3 separate regions of the Mus musculus genome follow, and regions 1 and 3 are each linked to region 2. Evidence: chromatin loops called from intact Hi-C (ENCODE). Cell type or tissue: heart. All regions are shown on one strand. Each heading gives the region's core, and the rest is flanking DNA. Links, peaks and the distances in the headings are about the cores only.

Region 1 (5,934 bases), core at 283-5,282, 71 kb after region 2:
TATGCTCCCTCCCGAGTCTGCCCAGCCTTCAGGTAACCGGACTCCTTAGTGTTCTCACACACATGCATTTCTATCTCTGTGCTTGTGACTTCTGTAGCCCTGTCCCCAGCAGTGGGACACCTGGGCTGGATGGAAAGGCTCTGCCCTCTTGGAAGGTGGCACCTTACCTACCTCAGATTCACAGAGTCTCTGTCCTAAGGCACTGAACATCAGCCAGGAGTACTGCCTCCTATTGCCTGGCTGTCAGTGTCCTAGGTCATACCCCTCTCTCTCCTGTGTACCCTTCTTCAACAGCTGGTGGGTTGGGGACTCAAGGAAAGCCATGCCAGGAATTAGGAAACACGCCAGGAGCCAGGGGCAACTCTGAGAGGGGCGGGGCAGCCTCCCTGCATCTCTCCTTCCCCCTTTCCTCTTCCTTGGGTTTCCTCTGCCACACTCCCCTCCAGCTGTGTTAACAGGCTGCTTTTACAAGCCTACTTTATGGGCTGGGGACCCCAGCGGACTTTCCCTCCATCCTCAAAAAAACAAACCCGTTTCCACTAGGAAGCCTGTTAAGCTCCTGCCTTCATGCTCTGCCAACAAAAGACCACAGTTTTCACACCATCCACAACCTGCTCCCAGGAGTCATCCGGCTCAGCTCTGTGTTTTCCCAGGAGCCGGCTTGCTCTTTCCATCCTGTCCCCACCCTCACTCCCACACAGCACCCTCTCATTTGGAGAGATTGTCCTGCCAAGTGCTTTCTGCCATCCGACTGTGCCTCAACCACCAACGATCTTTACTACCGTTCATCATGGGGTCTATCACATTCTTCATCACAACCCTGTGGGTGTGGGTGTGGGTGTGACTTATTTAGTTTTTTTTTTGTTGTTGTTTGTTTGTTTGTTTTGGGTGGTGGTACACCCTTTAATCCCAGCACTTCGGAGGCAGGTGTCAGGAGCTAGTGAGTCACAGAAGTGAGTTGGAAGTCAGATCTGCCTGATACCAGGGAAAGGGAAGCAAGTTACCTCTGTAAGAACTACCTGGAAGTGGACCTGTTACCCAGGCCCCTCCCCTTCTGTTTTCTCTCCTGTCCCCACTGCGACCCCTTTCATTCTGTCCTTTGCTTCCACCCAACACACACTCTCCCTTTAGACGGTATGCTTGAGAACTGACCCTTAATACTGAAAGGGCCAGGGCACTGTGCCTGCAAGTGTCTCCCGTCTTTCTTGCTGTACCTGCGCTGTCTTCCCTGGAGCACTGGTCTGCTCTTTAGAGCCATACATGCCCTTGGACAGGCAGCATGGTAAGGTGCAGGCAGTATGGTATAGCAGTGTGCCATTCTGTTGTCCCTCCATTCCAGGCTTACATGAGCTGCCCTCTCCCACCCCCTGGGAAGAGGGCCAAAAAGGACAACTCAGGCACAGGCTCACCTCTGGCCAGTGTGTGAGGCTGGACGGAACCATTCATATTATATTTTAGTTGTGCTGGGAACTAGGGTACAGGTCCGGGAACTCTCTGAGAACAAGGAATTTACCTAAACAGCTGGGACCTCAGGATGCCCCAGGGCCGACTCTTCTGGGACCTGGGGAATGGGTCTCCTTCCCAGTCAGATGCCAAACCAGCTTTCTCAGGCTGAGGGTGAGGGACTCCAGCAAAGAGAGTGTCAATAAGAAGGTGAAGCTGAGACAGAGGCAGCAGTCCTAGCTGAGGATGGGGACAGAGGGATTCCAGTCCTGTATTCACATGCCCGTGCTCAAACACCGTCCTTGTGACTAAGTTCTGCCGCTGATGCTTCCCCGTGTGTGTGTTGTTGTCCGCAGGTGTTACGTTCTCTGACGTGGTGAGCGCCACCGAGCCGTGCAAGCCGTGCACCGAGTGCCTGGGCCTGCAGAGTATGTCCGCTCCCTGTGTGGAGGCAGACGATGCCGTGTGCCGATGCTCCTATGGCTACTACCAGGACGAGGAGACTGGCCGCTGCGAGGCTTGCAGCGTGTGCGGGGTGGGCTCAGGACTCGTGTTCTCCTGCCAGGACAAACAGAACACAGTGTGTGAAGAGTGCCCAGAGGGCACATACTCAGATGAAGCCAACCACGTGGACCCGTGCCTACCCTGCACGGTGTGCGAGGACACTGAGCGCCAGTTACGCGAGTGCACGCCCTGGGCTGACGCCGAATGCGAGGGTGAGCATGGTTCCAGGCTGGGTGGGGTGGGCGTGAAGAGCTAGATTCGTGAGGAAGGGCGCCCTCTGGAGGTCGTAAGGGCCTAGGCTGGCCTTCATCCGGTAAGAACCTACTTTGAGGCTTAGTAACACATTCTTGATAAGAGCACTGAGGTGGTGATTCTAGATTCAACCTCGCAGCAAAATCTTTTCCACCAATTCCTTCTTTGGACTGACAGTGGGAAGACCCGGCTTACTGTTCACTGGAAGAAGTCATTCTAACTCCTCTCTCAGCGATTATATGGGTGACAAACAGCATCTGGAAGGCGCCATAGATGCCAGAGTCTGAATCAGGCTTCCTTCCAGCCTAGAGCAGGCTTTCTGCTCTGGAGTCAGGCTGGGGACTCACAGGAGTGAGGGGCCTTCAGCTATGAGGCCAGATGTGGGTGGTGATGATGGCTATAGCATCCCAAATCAAATTAGCCCCGAGTGACACCAGGGGATTACTCCCGTCTCTGGACCTAAGTGTTTTCTGGTAGCCGTAGGGTCACGATAAGGCTGTTGGGGTGAGTGACACATTCTCCTCGCGGTGTCTGGAGATGAGGTAGCATTGTGGCCATTTAATGAGACAGAGTTGGTTGAAAAAAAATGGCCAGATAATGAAGGAAGTGGTTCCAGGGAACAAAAGAGGTGTGGCAAGTGGGGGCATGGCAAGTACGATAATGTGGGCCATGCTTGGAGGGCTCTCCTCTACTGAGGGCTGTAGACAAGAGAAAGCTGTGGGCCTGCCTTATCCAGATAACTCACCTGAAAGAGATAGAGAGATCCTGGGACAGGAGGAGGCAGCTGAGAGCCAGGGTATAGGCACCACGGTCACTGGTAGTGTTCTTCTCCAAGGGGTCAACTGGTATTGGTTTGTTGCTTGTTTGTTTGTTTTCATTCTGTTCATCAGCGGGTGGCCTGCCCATGGATCTATTTGTCTTTGAATTTGAACCTCAGGTTGCCCTCACATTGAGCAGGCAAGAGCATCCCCTTCAGGGACGTCCCTAGTTTTCCCGGAGAGGGAATGGCCTTTGACACAGGTCCAATGAGAGGAGCATGGTACCCCAGCCCGTGGTGACCTGGAGAGAGAAGACAGCCGCAGCTTTGGAGATTCCCGATCCTGATGGAGGCAACACAGTTTCTGCCTTCCATTGGCCTCTTGTGGAATAGAAGCTACAGATGCCCTGTCCTTGGGCCGGGGAGGGGTCCTGACAACCAGCCAGGGCCTCCTCCATACCCAGACTTGAGCTTGCTCTAGTAGTAGAGCAGAGAAGCCTGGCAAGCTACACAGAGGCCCTAAACATGCTTGCAGTTCTTTGATGAATAGGTGGAGAGGGATGGGGCAGAGGCCCCAGGGTGGCTGTGGTGGAGATTTCCACGGGTCAAGACAGGCAAATGGCCTCAGAGGCTAAGCTGAGCGGGGAGAGAGCTTCGGCAGTCAGGCAGCAGGAAGCAGGAAGCTCAGTTCTGTGGGCAAGTCTAGATCAGCCGGTGGTGCACAAGGTCGGGGTTGTGATTAGAGGAGAGGGAGGACCTGGTTGGAAAAGGGGCAGGCTCCGTCTTGCAAGGAATCATTTCTTCCCAGACGCGATCCTTCTTTCTCAGTCATCTTGGCAGAAGGCACCCCCTGACCCCCCAGTAACATTTATCCTTATATTGTTCTTTCTGTTCCAACGTCTGAAGGGTTAAATGTTGGCCCTGAGGCCAAACATCCCTTTCAGGAAATGGAATTTGATTCTTGGGTTGGCAGCCCACTCTTGTCCAATGTTAAATACTCGCCCGCATATACATTTCAGGTGTCAACATGGTGACTCACCCAGCCTTGGGGCAGACGCCCGGCCTCCTTACCGCATTGAAGTTTAGGAGGGGTCACCTGCTCCCTCTTCTTCCTGATAGCTCCCATTCCGGAAATGGCTGTCAGGACCTGCCAAGTGTTTAGCGGGTTGGAACGTCAGAGGACAGGCCCACATCTGGATCTCGTCTCCAACCCTATCAGAGAGGCTGGGGGCGGGGGTGAGGGGAGGTGTCCTGGACACTCGACACTGCCTTTAGCCCTTCTCTGAGGCTCCTTCATTTCTGTATCGCTCACCCACCCACATCAACCTCGGGGGCAGGACTGTCAATCTAAACTGAGTCACATCTGCAACCTCTGGATTCAGGCTACACCTTCAACCTTCCCTGTTCCCCTAGCGGATCATAAGAAGGTCCTCTAGGGTCTAATGCCCAGACAGGGCTGTCTCTCCCACTTCCCACCCTCTCCTTCCAGCCCTGCCCGGTACTGGGATGGGGGTGGGGTGGGACTGGGCAGCAGATGGCAACCTTCCCCACACTGCCAGTCAAATGGATTCCAGACTCACATCTGGGGTCCTTACCCCTCAGAAGGTGCTGAAAATGGGGCCTTTGAAGCATCTCTGTCCCGAGCCAGGGAGACCCAGAGGACTAGTGGGCAGCTTTAACTCCAGCTTGGGTGGGCACACTGTAGACTGGGCGGGGCAGAGCTGGGTAGCAAAGTGTCCTCCCCTTAACCTTACAAGCATACCCTGTCTGCTTTCCCTCCCTGTTTTCCCTGCGTGGGAAGTGAGAATGGATAGGACAGGCTGCTTTGCCCAGACAAGTATCCCCCAGGCCACCATCCAGAGCCTACAACCCCTAGCCCTGCCTCTGGCTGGGTGGCAGAATGGAAAATCCCACCCACTAGTGCCAAGAGGGGCTGGAGCCTCTGCCAGGAAGGCTGGCAATGTCCAAATGGCATGAGCGGGCCTAGATGGGTGGCCAAGCACAGAATTGCTCCTTCTGAGGCAGGGTCTAGTTCGTAGGCCCTCCCTCCGCCAGCTGTCTGCTTCCTGCTAACGAGGGTGCCAGCTGTCTAACCCACTCTTCTCTAGATGCCAGGGCTAGGCTGTTTTGGGAGTGGGGGGTGTCAGGCGTTACAAGAAACATGCTGGCCACTGTTCAAGGACTGGCTGGGGGTGAAGTAAGCCAGTTATACATCTAGTGCCAGCCTAGGCCTGGAGCATCTGAGACAGGAAGGGGCTGAGTGCCACCTGCCGGGCAGCATCTCTGATCAGGCCTCTGATCAGCTCTAAGTGCCCTATCCTTCCTGAAGGCTGTGGTCACTAAGTCAGAGCAATTCCATTCCTCAAAGCAATTAAGTCATTGCTCCAGCTTAAAGATGCTCTACAGCATGCAGGCTTCTTGGTGTTCATGCGTGGCTGCTGGCAGACACTAGAATCCTGGTTCTGCAGCCTAAGCCAAAAAGTTGTTTAAAGACCATTTCTTTTCAGAAAGCCCATTCTCTAGATGGGGAAGTCGAGGCCCCATACTGATAGAAGTCTCCTGTCATACAGCTCTTGCTCTTCTTTTCTAAACTGCATGTGCACAGTCCCAGCTTCCACCCCCATGCGTAACAGCCTGGCCCTGTGTGCCTGGAGGCTCATGATGAAGCCCTGGAAAGCTGGAGCTAAGGGGAAGGCCTGGGTAGGTCCTAACTCCTGTGGCCCTGTTCCTCAGAGATCCCTGGCCGATGGATCACAAGGTCTACGCCCCCGGAGGGCTCTGACGTCACAACACCCAGCACCCAGGAGCCGGAGGCACCTCCAGAGCGAGACCTCATAGCCAGCACAGTGGCCGATACGGTGACCACTGTGATGGGCAGCTCCCAGCCTGTAGTGACCCGAGGCACCGCTGACAACCTCATTCCTGTCTATTGCTCCATCTTGGCTGCTGTGGTTGTGGGCCTTGTGGCCTATATTGCT
Region 2 (5,934 bases), core at 633-5,632:
TACCTTTTCCATCCTCCCACCCATTACCCCCAGGATGGCTGCAAAGAAGACTTCGGGGAACAAGGAGTCCTCTGGGAAGGGAGAAGGGAGTTTGAGCATCAGAGACCAGGGCGCTGTGAAGGGAACGGATGGGTTGGTTTGGAGATGTGCAGAATGGTGGGAGGGAACAGGGTCAGAGTGGGACTTGGGGACCCTGAAGCCAGGGCTCTCTCATGGTGATGGGGAGGGCGTGTTAGAGAGAGAGAGAGAGAGAGAGAGAGAGAGAGAAGCTACCAGCTCCTGTCAGGAAGGTTGTGTCAGTGGTTAGCTCAGGTGATGGTAGAGGGAGCTGGAGGACCCCTCACCCCCATTGTCCTTGCTCTGGGCTGGGCTCTGAGTTCCTTGCTGTGACACACTTGCCCTTCTATAGGGTCACCACCTGCACATTGCTAGCTCTCACGGGACACTGTAACACTCATTACTCCTCCCTGGCCACCACTACTCAGCGCTCACAGAGAGCAAAACACCATGAAGATTGTTCCAGGGCACGGAGCTTGGCCCAACTCCACAGAGGACTCCTCAAGAGTGAGTCAGAGTTCAGCAGGCCCCGAACGTTGGCTCCACCCTTCTTCCAACACAGCTACTGTTCGGTTGTGCTCTGTCAGATCCTGTGCTGCGGCCAATTCAGAAGTGACAGAAGCTGAGCTCTTACCTTCTAGGGTCTCCTGATCTTTAGACTGAAAAAAGAAGGAAGGGAAGGAGGGAGAAGGAGGCGGACCTGTGTTGGAGTCAATCCCGGGAATCCATCTCTCCAGGTCGCCGAGCCTGAAGCCATCTCCAAACAGGTCTCTTGGACGTCTCAGGCTGTGCAGGGTGAGCTGTTGTGGGAAAGGACACTGAACTCCAGTCAGGACACTTGGCCATTCTGTGACTACAGTTGCGTCTTTGATTTGTTTCCTCTTTTGCAAAATGGGGGTGATGGAGCTCCCCCCCCCAAGTGGTGCACAGAAGCACCTCAGGGCTCAAGTGAATGCCAGCTAGGGCTGGGATCATCTCCAAGGGCTATTCCAGCAGAGGCTGCCCTCCCTCCTCAGGACCACTCTCTTTTTGTTATCCCAGAAGTGCAGCCCCAGCTGGAAGGAGGAGACACGGTGCCTCAGGTGGACACCCATGCAACCAATTCGTCCTGGGAAAAAGACATAAAATCTCAGAAATGGCATAGCCCACCTCTTCCCCAGGGCTGCCAGGCATGAAAAATCTTAAGCTCTTGGACACGGGGGTGGGAGGAGCAAAAGCGGGGTTCTTGACACTGCTGAGGAAGCCCCCAGGTGTGGCTGCTACTTACTGCCCTCCAAAGGAAAGAGCAGCGAAGAAGCTGGGGGCTGCAGGCAGATCCCAGCAGAGAACTGAAGACTGGTTGTATCCTAGAGAGGGGCTGCATAACCGCTGATGTCACCAGAGGAACCTGGAGTCAGCTTCTCTCTCTCCTCTCCCCCTCCCTCCTCCCCTCCCTTCCATTCCCTCCCTGCTCTGTGTGCACTGGCAAGCACAGGCGTGCTTACACATGCTCCTGGCATCTGGAAGCCAGAGGTTGACCTTGGGTGTCTTCTTCAATCACACTTCTACCTTATTTTTGTCTTTGTTCTTGTTTTTTGAGACAGGGTCTTACTATGTAGACCAGACTGGCCTTGAACTCATAGAGGCAGGCCTGCATCTGCCTTTTAAGTGCTGGGATGAAGGTGCTGAAAGTGGGGCTGGAGAGATGGCTCAGCTGTTAAGAGCACTGACTGCTCTCCCAGAGGTCCTGAGTTCAATTCCCAGCAACCACATGGTGGCTCACAACCATCTGTAATGGGATCTGATGCTCTCTTCTGGTGTGTGTCTGAAGACAGCTGCAGTGTACTCATATACATAAAAATAAATAAATAAATCTTTAAAAAAAAGAAAAAGAAAAAGTGCTGAAAGTGACGTGTCACCACGCTCTGCCGTCTTATCTCTATGTCAAGGTCTCTGAGCCTAGACAAGTGAGCCTAGAGCTCACTGATTGAGATAGACTGGCCCTCAGATCCTCTTGTCTCCTTCCTGGTGTTAGATTACAGGCATCTACAGCCATCCTTTGCTTTTCGCCCAGACCTCATGGTTGAATAGCAAGAATTTTATCAATTGAGCCATCGACTCTGGTCCTGGAAACGGTTTTATTTATTTAAGTCCTACACGACAATGGCTGGACATGTGGCTCAGCATAGACCCCTTGCCTAGACATGCTAGCACATGCTAGACTCTAACACCTAAATAAATAAGTTACTAACGTGGTGCTGGATTGAACAGCAGGCACTAAATGAGTGTGGGTATTCCAACCAGGAGCAAGGGGTGGACCGGTGGTGTGGGCTTCTGACTCCCATGGACACTGAATACCATCATTGCAAGCACTGTGTCCAGCCTGGAGGAGGCAGCAGGGTGCCTCTGGTCCAGGTGGGCTGTGAGAGGCACCAACATGGACTGACTCTTTGTCTCCTGTCCCTTGCTATAAGTGTGGAAACATTCTGTCCAGTCCCCGAGGAAGAGAGCATCTGCGGGTCAGCTCACAGCCTTGTTGAGAGTGACCGAGTCCCCTGTGAGGAGGAAGGTCTGCCCCGGGGTGAAGGCCACTGGGACTGGGCTCAATTTGGAAATGAATCAGAGGGAAATTGATGCTCTAGGGACTGCTCTAGCCAATGGGGAATCAAAAGCAATGCTCCACATGGCCACTAGGAGGAGCCAGTGTCCTTGAGTACAGGGTGGCGCTCTCTAGGGATTGGGAGCCATCTACCATGGGAAAGGGTCAGCAATTGCAGGGTCTCCAGGCCTCTTCCAGACACCTTCCCTTTGACCCTGTCACACACAGGCTCCATGGAAATAGACTGTGCATGGTTCACTGGTAATTGCAGATTCTCCATCCTCACCCCAATGTGTAATTTTTTTTTTTTTAGGGGGTGAGGTGGGGTGGGAAAGCCAGTCTCCATTTCTGCATCTGAAAAACATGAGGATTTGCTTCGTCAGATGTTTTCTAAAGCACAATCATGGGGGGAGGGGGGTAGAGGTTCACCCATTCCTGGCACGGCCATGTAACTCCTGGCTGGTGTTGGTTTCTGCAGGCAAGCATCAGTTCCTGGCCTGACTTCATCTTCCTGTGTGAGGCTATTCCTCTGGAAGGCATGAGAGGCAGCAACCTCCTAGGGACACTGAGAGAGCCATCTGTTGATCTCTATGCTCTTGATATGACCCCTGGGCCCTTGCCCCAGGGCACATTTCATCTCTAAGTGTAGACAAGGTTTCCAGGTCTCTACTTGCTTGTCCCTCAGATATCTACCTCACATGTCTTCCCCACCCCCACCCCTGCTTCCCTTCCCCCAATCACCTAAGCTTGCAATCCAGGTGTCCACATCGAGCTCTCTTGTCTCACGTGTCCCACTCCATGTTCACGAAGTCTGGGCAGGCTTTCCCTGAAAATGTCCCCACCCCCCACCCCCACCCCCACCCCACCATCACCGTTTCTTCCGGAACAGTCCGTCTCCCTGACTCCAGCCTGTCCCCTCTCCGGTCTATCATATCTCTCTGCTGCCAGAGTGCTCTCTGAAGCACAAATCTGATTATGCACATTTCTGTCCTAGCATCCCCACTGTAGCCTTGTGGTCTGAAGATGAAGCCAAGTCCTAATGAGACTTCCCAGTCCATTCATGGTCTGACCCTTGCTTGCCCGGCCTAAGCTCAGTTCCCAGCATGCTCCTTGACCTGTCTGCACCACACTTCTCTCCATGCTCTGATCAGCCAGCCTGTGTTCTTCCAGGGGCTCCTGGACATCTGCCTGGTGAACTCAGACTCCTCTGCAGAGGCTGGGGTCAAGGACAAACATTTGTCTCCTTTGCGTCCTCCTCGTCCTCCCTATGTCCCTCCCCTCCAGTTTCCAGACAGGCTTCCCATTACACATCTTATGTTTCTCTGTAATCTGTCTGCCCTCGCCGATAGGCCAGAATCCCTATTTATGAATCGCCGTGCCTAACTCTGACTCTGTGGAGGGATTCAGTACATGTGCTGAGTGATTAAATGCTTGCAGAAATAGTCCTGGAAGTCACACGCTGGGATATAATCTTCCCTTGTCTCCCTGAATTCCTTGGAGTCAGGGAAAGGGAAGATGGGCAGCAAATGAGGTGGGAGACCTGGGCAAGCAGTGTGGCTCCGTCTGTCGTCGTGGGGCCTCGGGCACACAAGTTTTATAAGTCTAAGCATATTCCTCAAAGGAGGGGCATTGGCCTCTGCACTGCAATTACCACCTGGCTGGCGGGGTTGGGGGGGGGAGGGTCCCTCCTCACACAGGGAAAAGTGCCTTCTTGTCCATCCTTCTGCCTCCACACCTCACTGACAGCAGACTTTCCCTTTCAGTCTCAGGGCAATGAGAAGTCTATGGAGGCTTTTAAGTGAGGAAGTGACATGATTTGATTCCCATTTTATAAAGATTGCTCTGTCTGCTGTGTGGCAAATGCACTGTAGGGGGACAAGAGTGGAAGCAGGGAGGGGCGGAGGGAGGCACAGAGAGGAGGGGGGGAGGGAGAGACAGAGAGAGAGAGACAGAGACGGAGACAGAGAGACAGAGACACGGAGAAACAGAGACAGAGAGAGCAAGAGAAAGAGAGAGAGCAAGAGAGTGAGACAGAAGCAAGAGAGACACACAGAGACAGAGATGACAGAGAGACAGAGACCCAGAGAGCAAGAGAGAGACACAGACACAGAGACAGAGAGAAACACACAGAGACAGAGAGTCCTTTCCCAGATTCCTGGTACAGAGGTCTTGAAAGAGAGAGAGAGACAGAGAGACAGAGACAGAGACAGAGACAGAGACAGAGACTGAAGAGATGGAGGAAAGTGAGCAGGTAGACACACGCTTTAGAGGGAGAGATGATGTGATTGGTAACTGAGACCTCTGCAGAGAAGGCTCCAGAAGTGTATATAGAAGTTAAGGGTGGGTTGAGCCAGAGAGGCTGGGTCTGCAGAGCAAGGCACACAGTTCTCAGGTAGAGCACTCACTCACATGGCGGTGGAGATGAACAGATTCTCAGGGAGGTAAGTGGGGAGAGCCACAGTTCTGTCTCTTTCAGTCAATCCTTTTGTTTGTTTTTGTTTTTCAAGACAGGGTTTCTCTGTGTAGCCCTGGCTGTCTTAGAACTCGGATCTTTAGACGAGGCTGGCCTTGAATTCTCAGAGATCCACTAGCCTCTGCCTCCCCAGTGCTGGGATTAAAGGTGTCATCACATTCAGCTCTGAGCCTTAATGCCACCATTGGCCACAGAGCCCTTGCATGGAAAGAAAGCCTCTTGCCCTAAATCTATCCAAACAAGAGAGATCTCTTCAGTGGAATCTCAGCCTGAAAGTCCCCTTGGGCAGGCCAGCTTGGACACAGTGGCTGTAGAAAGGACAGACATCGGTCCTCACGCACTACCACTCTTGATGACGCCTTTTCTCTTGGTACTGCACTTTTCAAAGCTTCCTACAGTTTTCTGATGCAACACTTGTATAGAGGTCCTGGCAGGTTTTGATGGCAAGAGAAGAACCAGTTGAGTACAGGAGATGGTGTGTGTGTGTGTGTGTGTGTGTGTGTGTGTGTGTGTGTGTGTGTGTTGGGGAGTGGGGAGAACCTACAGCTGGAAGAGCGCTCAGAGCAAGAAGGTGGTAACTGGCCACCCCTACCCTGACTGCTGCCCGCTCCCTCAGCTCCCCCAGCTGCTGGGGAGGGAGGCTGGGGAGGAAGGAGGCCCAGTGATTAAGAGCTCCGGTTGTCAGGGATAGGGGCCAGGGGGCACGCCCCCTGGGTGACATTTTCTCGCATTGTGTCCTGCGAACAAAAACGAGTCTTATTTGAGGAGCTGGAGTGGGGAGGGGCAGGGGGGCGCCAAAGCAGCCGAGTGGAATCGTGGCTCCAGG
Region 3 (5,934 bases), core at 283-5,282, 110 kb after region 2:
TTGTGTAACAAGAACCTTTGCCCACTGAGCCACCTTGCTGACCCCAGGCTTGGAATTCCTATTTTATTTAATAATTTATTTTTATTTTACTTATATGAATGTATGTGGCTTACCTAAAGACATCTCTCCGGATTCCACTACTCAGAGATTCTGCAGCCTCTCCCTTCACCATGTGGAGAACAGGATGTCAGACTGGGTCCAGCGACATCCAAACCGTAGCATGCGGTCCTGCCTTCTGCCAGGAGCTCCTCCCTTCATCCACCACAGACGCTCTCACCTCTATACCTCATGTTCTTCCCTCTTCCTAGATGTGTTTCCTTTTGTGCCTACCTGGAAAACTCCTACGCATCCTTCAAAACCCATTTCAGCTGGTCCACTCTCTCCCAGTCTTACCAACAGAACTCACTGTTGTTCACTCCTGCATCAGAGGCAGAAGAGGTTGGCTCCTGCCCTCTCCCAGGTCTTACAAGCCACAGTCCTCCGTTTATAAAGCAAAGTCATTATACTTTCCTGAAATCTGTGCTTATATGACAAGTACTTGGGTTTGTGTGTTTATTTCCTGAGAAGAGGGAGCATGGTCACCTGAGCCAGACAGTGCTGCCTTCAGCCCCTCTATGCTGTGTGGCTCTGGGTAAGTGCCACAGCCTCTCTGGGCCTTGGTTCCCTGCCCATGGGCTCACTGGGTGGATTATGAGGATTCAGTGAGTTTGAATATGTGTAACCTGAATTCAAGTGTCGATGAGTAATGTAGATAGATCTGGTTCTGGGGACGCTTGCTCTGTGCTCTGCCTCTGCAGCTCAGTGGAGTAGTTCCATCTACAGAATGGGATCAGAGACAGAGCAGACTCCAAGCTTGTTGCGGGGGGCATGACTCAGTCCTAGGAGCGTCCCTGGTACCCGCACAGACTTAGCTTCCAGAGCTGCTGTTAAACTCCATCATTTAACGCCATAGCTGTTGGAGATACTGTTGGCCCATTCTATAGGTAGGGAAAGTGAGGCTCAGAAGATACAGGAGTTTCCTTGCCACAGTCACACAGTAAAGTGAGTTTTTGTCAGGGTCACAACCACTCTGCCATCCTGTCATTCAGGGCCCTGCTGAGGATTGGGCAGCCCTGGGCATGATCAGGCGCCTAACCCGGGCCTTCCCGGTCAGGCGGGTCTGTCTGCACAGGTCCAGGGCACTCCCTACATCTTAACGTTTCAGCAGCTCGTGACATGGGCATCCTGAGGAGTTGCCCACTGACCGGATCCCCACAGCTGACCGAGGACAGAATGGAGAGCAGAGGCAAGCGTGTGTTTCGTGGGTGTGTCTCTGCACTGGCCTAGGGCTGGTTGCTTTATCATGTGTGAGTTCTGCTTCAGAGTCCCTGGAATTGGAGTCACAGACAGTGATGAGTTCAGGGAATTGAACTCAGGTCCTCTGGAAGAGCAGTACCTGCTCTTAACCACTGAGCCATCCCTCCTGTTCCACCCCACCCCCACCTCCCACCCCCCTTGGCTAAAGCCACTTTTTCTATTCCACATGCCACACAGCTGGGTACTCTCCCTGGGAAGCTGGTCTGGCCTCACTCCTGTGGATCCCCCCACACTCAGACTCTAGGCCTTAGTCTAATGGGGCCTGCAACCCTAGGCACTGAGAGACAGGATGCAGCCGAAGACTAGGCAGTAAGGGTTAAGTGGGTTCCTTTGATAGCTGAGCATCTGACAGGGGTCTCTCCTCCAAGTCACACTTGGAGGCTGAGAGACTGGTCACCAGGGTGCGGAGTCCCAGGATGCTCTGTTGTTATCTTGGTCCCACCAAGTGCCCAGTGAACTCCAGAGCAGGTAGCCCAGAAAGCGAGAAGGTACAAATTAGTCAAATGAGAGGTGACAGAGCTTCCTTTGACTTTGGGACCAAATAGACACCCAGTGGGCAGGGCTGTATCGCAGTTGGCAGAGCGCTTATCTTGCCTGCAGGAATCTGCAGCATGGCATACAATCGGATACCGCGATGCAGGTCTGTGGTCCCAGAATTACAGAGAGGATCAGAAGTTGAAAGCCGTTCTCAGTCACACAATGACTCCAAGGACCTGAGACCTTGTCTGAGATGGGGGTGAGGCAGACAGAGACAGAGAAACCCAAGAATATGCCAGGCCTGGGGTAGCAGAAGCAATGAGGGGTATGCAGAGAAGGAGGTCAGACAAGATACTGAAGTGAGAGGCCAGAGGTCCCAAATGATCCAGAACATGACCTCTCCCAGACCCCACCCCCACCACCACTGAGGGCATCAGAGGTTGTGGGGATTAGGGAATCTGGCGGGGGGGGGGGGGGGGAGGGGGGGGCGGAAGCCCCTGGAAAATATCTGAAGGGACTGCAATCACACAGGGAGGGCTGGCCAGAGATAGGCTAACCCAGGGTTCAACTGCCTAAAACTGCCTAGTCTAGGGCATCTACCAGACCCACTGTGGAGGAGAGACATCACTCCAGCTGTCCTGCCACAGGAAAGGAGAAGATCACAAGAGGGACTGGGGACTAGGAGGCCGTGATAGAATGTAGGCGCAGGTGGTGGAGACTCTAGCACAGGAGGGAATGTGGCTGACCCATCTCTGGGAGGCTTCTACATTTCAGAAAAACAGCTCACAAGGCTTTTCAGCTTCTTCGAGAAAGAATTGGATAAACACCTAGAAACGGCTTTATAGGCAAAGACTGCAGAGCAGGAAGAGCCAGAGAGACCTGGCTGTGAAACTCCAAGAGAGGAGCCTGGGGCATGGAAGGAATGATTTTTGACAGGCTCCTGACCCAGCCTCATCTCTTCGACCCAAAGAAGCAGACACCGGAGTGCCGCTGGACATCGTGGCTCGACCTGAGTGGTCAGAGGCAAAGATCCCTTCAGGCAAGAGGCAGTGGACAGCTGGCGTGCAAGTCCAGCGTCCATACCGAGCAACGGGCAATGCCGCGGCATCGCAGCGCCCCCTGCTGGCCAGAGGCAGAGCCTCCTACTGGGGAGCCTCTGTCTCAAGTGTGGGAATACTCCTCCAACAGCACTCTAACCCAACCTCATTTCCAACAGATCTCAGGACTCAGCATCCTTTGAGGCAGACATCCACACTGGAAGACCCTTGGCATATTGTGCCAACCTCTATTTTATCGCTGGAGAAATGAGACACGAATAACGCCAAAAGGCTCTGAGGACACAGACATGTATATATGTGTGTACCACAGGCTGTCCACGGTCCAGTGGTGGTGTCCCGGGGTGGCCAGCCTTCGCCACCTCCACAAGCCACATTCCCTGTCAGTCATCCCACAATGAACCCGCATGAAACCGACTGTACATCTCAGCTTCGATGGCTCCCAGCCTCTACTTTCGCCTCCCAGCCCTCCGGACACACAGCCCCACAGTCTCAATTCCAGCCCCTCCTGTCTCTCTCACCCCTCCACTCAACCACGCCCTCCAGCACTCTCCACTCCGCCAATCCACCAGCCTCAGGAGACACCTGTGCTCCCTTCTGCTGCATTCTTGTTTAGTCCCCAGGAAATGAAAACTTTAATTTCTTTTTTTATTAACTTTATTGGATTTTCTTTTTAATTATAAGTCAACGTACTACATGTTCTCTGTAATCGCTTAAACAAACCAAAGCCGTGTAAAGATGCGGTTACCAGCTCTCCTCTCCCCAGCTCACAGCAGAACACAGGGTGCCTCTGGGGGCTGGGCCACCTGATGGCCTGATGATTTGATCAAAGCACTGGCTACACAGTCGGCCACCAACACAGGTATCCACCGCCTTCTGGACCCAAAGACTCGTGCGGGAGGGGAAGATGGCCAATACCTCAAATTCTCTATGGGCAGATGGACAGGAGCCAAAGGGCCTTGGACAGGCACTGTTGCCTTAAGTGGGGCTCTCTGAAGAACGACATTTGACTGGAGCCCCCAAGGGAAGGCACAGTGGGTCACCACACTGAGTCTGAACGTTCTATCTACACAGGGTAGTGTAGGGACCACTGTACATGTTTCCTAAGGATGCCAGGGCAGTGTTTCTCAACCTGTGGGTCCCGACCCCCTGGAGTCCCATATCAAGTATTTACATTACAATTCATAATATTATCAAGATTACAGTTATGAAGTAGCAACGATAAAATCGTACGGTTGGGGATCACCACAACGTGAGGAACCGTATTAAAGAGGCTCCGCATTAGGAAGTCTGAGAACCAGTGGACTAGGGAATCCACTGGGTGGAGACTAGCTAGGGGGCGGAGCAGTATGGCTGCCAGGTGACAAATGAGAGAGATGGTAGTTGATACCCTCTTTGTAAAAAGCCATTTACATTGCTGTTTTTTAGTTCTTTGACTTTTCAGAACTTCCACGCTCCAATCTTTGGCTCCACCCCTCTCTGGAATGATTAGTGTTGTCACTTAGTGGCAGGACCTAAAACCAGCTAGGAGCAGAGCCTCAGGGTGTGCCTGGGGGGTCGGAGGTAGCCATCTTGGTTTGGTTAAATGAACCGAGAAGGCTGGCCCACTGTGGGTGTGACCCTTTCATGGGATTCTAGACTGCACAAAGGAAACCTAGCCAAGTAGCCCTGTGCACTCAGGCCTCTTTGTGACTGGACACCATGTGACCAGGTACCTCAAGCTCCTGCTGCCTTGATTTCCGCCATGATGGACTGTAGCTTGAGCTGTGAGCTAAAACAAACCCTTTCTCTAGTAAGCTTCTATTGTCAGGGTGTTTTTTTAAGAATTCAGATTTGGCCGGGCGTGGTGGCACACGCCTTTAATCCCAGCACTCGGGAGGCAGAGGCAGGCAGTTCGAGGCCAGCCTGGTCTACAGAGTGAGTTCCAGGACAGCCAGGGCTATACAGAGAAACCCTGTCTCAAAAATCCAAATATATATATATATATATATATATATATATATATATTCAGATTTATTTGTTTTATGCATATGAGCGTTGTGCCATATGCATATGCTTGCATAGCCTGCCTGAGATCAGAAGAGAAAAATTGATTCCCCGAAACTGGAGGGACAGAGCAAGCTCTCCAGGCCCTGTCAGGCAGCCATGGCATCAGGAAGATGCTGGAGTGACAGCTCTTCACTCTCTCGGCCACCCCCAACCCTCCCCACCCACCCTCCCCACCCCACCCCCACCCTTACTTACTGATTGATAAACAACACAGTACAGTGAGCACCAAAATTAAATTGGATCAGAACCCATATTAGCTGTAAATGTCCACATGGTTCGTATTGACACTGGAAGTGCCTGGCTACATCAATAAATGGGACAGAGTTCTAAACAAATTAGACAGATATCTTTTTGAAATTACTTTTTCATGTGCATTGGCGTTTTGCCCTAATGTATGTCTGTGTGAAGGTGTCAGATCCCCTGGAACTGGGGCTACAGACAATTGTGAGTTAGCATGAGAATTGAACACCGGTCCTCTAAAAGAGCAGGAAGTGCTCTTAATCACTGAGCCATTACTCCAGCTCCTATACAGACATCTTTTTAAAAATATATTATTTATTTAATGTATACGAGTATAATGTAGCTGTCTTCAGATGCACCAGAAGAGGGCATTGGATCCCATTAAAGGTGGTTGTGAGCCACCATGTGGTTGCTAGGAATTGAACTCAGGACCTCTGGAAGAGCAATCAGTGAGTCATCTCTCCAGCCCTATACAGGCATCTTAAGGGGCAGGGAGATGCCGTGACCTCCCCTTAGCTGTAAACTACAGGTCTACCTTTCTGGTAATGTTTCCAGGGAAGAGTGCCTTCTGAGTGACCAAGGTCCCATCTGGGATCTGAGCTGTGAGGAGAGGAGAGTGTGGCACCTGTGATGGAGATGCTCAGGCCTGCTGGTGCAGACCTGTGGTCCCAGCTTCTGAGGAGCTGAGGCAAAAGGACTGCAAGCTCAAGGTAGACCTTGGGAAAAGTGAGTTCAAGGCCAGCCTGGGCAACTTAGT

Evidence for each region. A loop is a pair of places that touch in the nucleus more often than their neighbours do. Peaks named below come from ENCODE experiments on the same cell type or tissue, not always from the same donor. Only the 100,000 strongest peaks of a DNase experiment are listed, where the experiment ranks them.
Region 1: it touches region 2 in a loop (5-fold over the local background); 17 of 42 quality-filtered maps call a loop at or near these places.
Region 3: it touches region 2 in a loop (10-fold over the local background); 39 of 42 quality-filtered maps call a loop at or near these places.

Annotation. Positions count from the first base shown.
Region 1 is chr11:95,574,199-95,580,132 of GRCm38, reverse strand. Ngfr (nerve growth factor receptor (TNFR superfamily, member 16)) reads left to right here. Exons shown (of 6, transcript NM_033217.3): 3 at 1,800-2,159; 4 at 5,690-5,934. Among named protein-coding and RNA genes, the nearest start is that of Ngfr, 11 kb to the left of the region's middle. In heart, for the core only: a CTCF peak has its summit at 2,215 (motif pointing left); no DNase peak of the experiment used is centred there; H3K4me3 peaks cover 1,325 bases; H3K27ac peaks cover 1,867 bases; H3K27me3 peaks cover 3,347 bases.
Region 2 is chr11:95,645,828-95,651,761 of GRCm38, reverse strand. No RefSeq gene overlaps it. Among named protein-coding and RNA genes, the nearest start is that of Phb, 18 kb to the left of the region's middle. In heart, for the core only: a CTCF peak has its summit at 2,723 (motif pointing right); a DNase peak (open chromatin) is centred at 2,681; H3K27me3 peaks cover 2,375 bases.
Region 3 is chr11:95,530,968-95,536,901 of GRCm38, reverse strand. No RefSeq gene overlaps it. Among named protein-coding and RNA genes, the nearest start is that of Nxph3, 19 kb to the right of the region's middle. In heart, for the core only: a CTCF peak has its summit at 2,957 (motif pointing left); a DNase peak (open chromatin) is centred at 2,951; H3K4me3 peaks cover 388 bases; H3K27ac peaks cover 254 bases; H3K27me3 peaks cover 2,708 bases.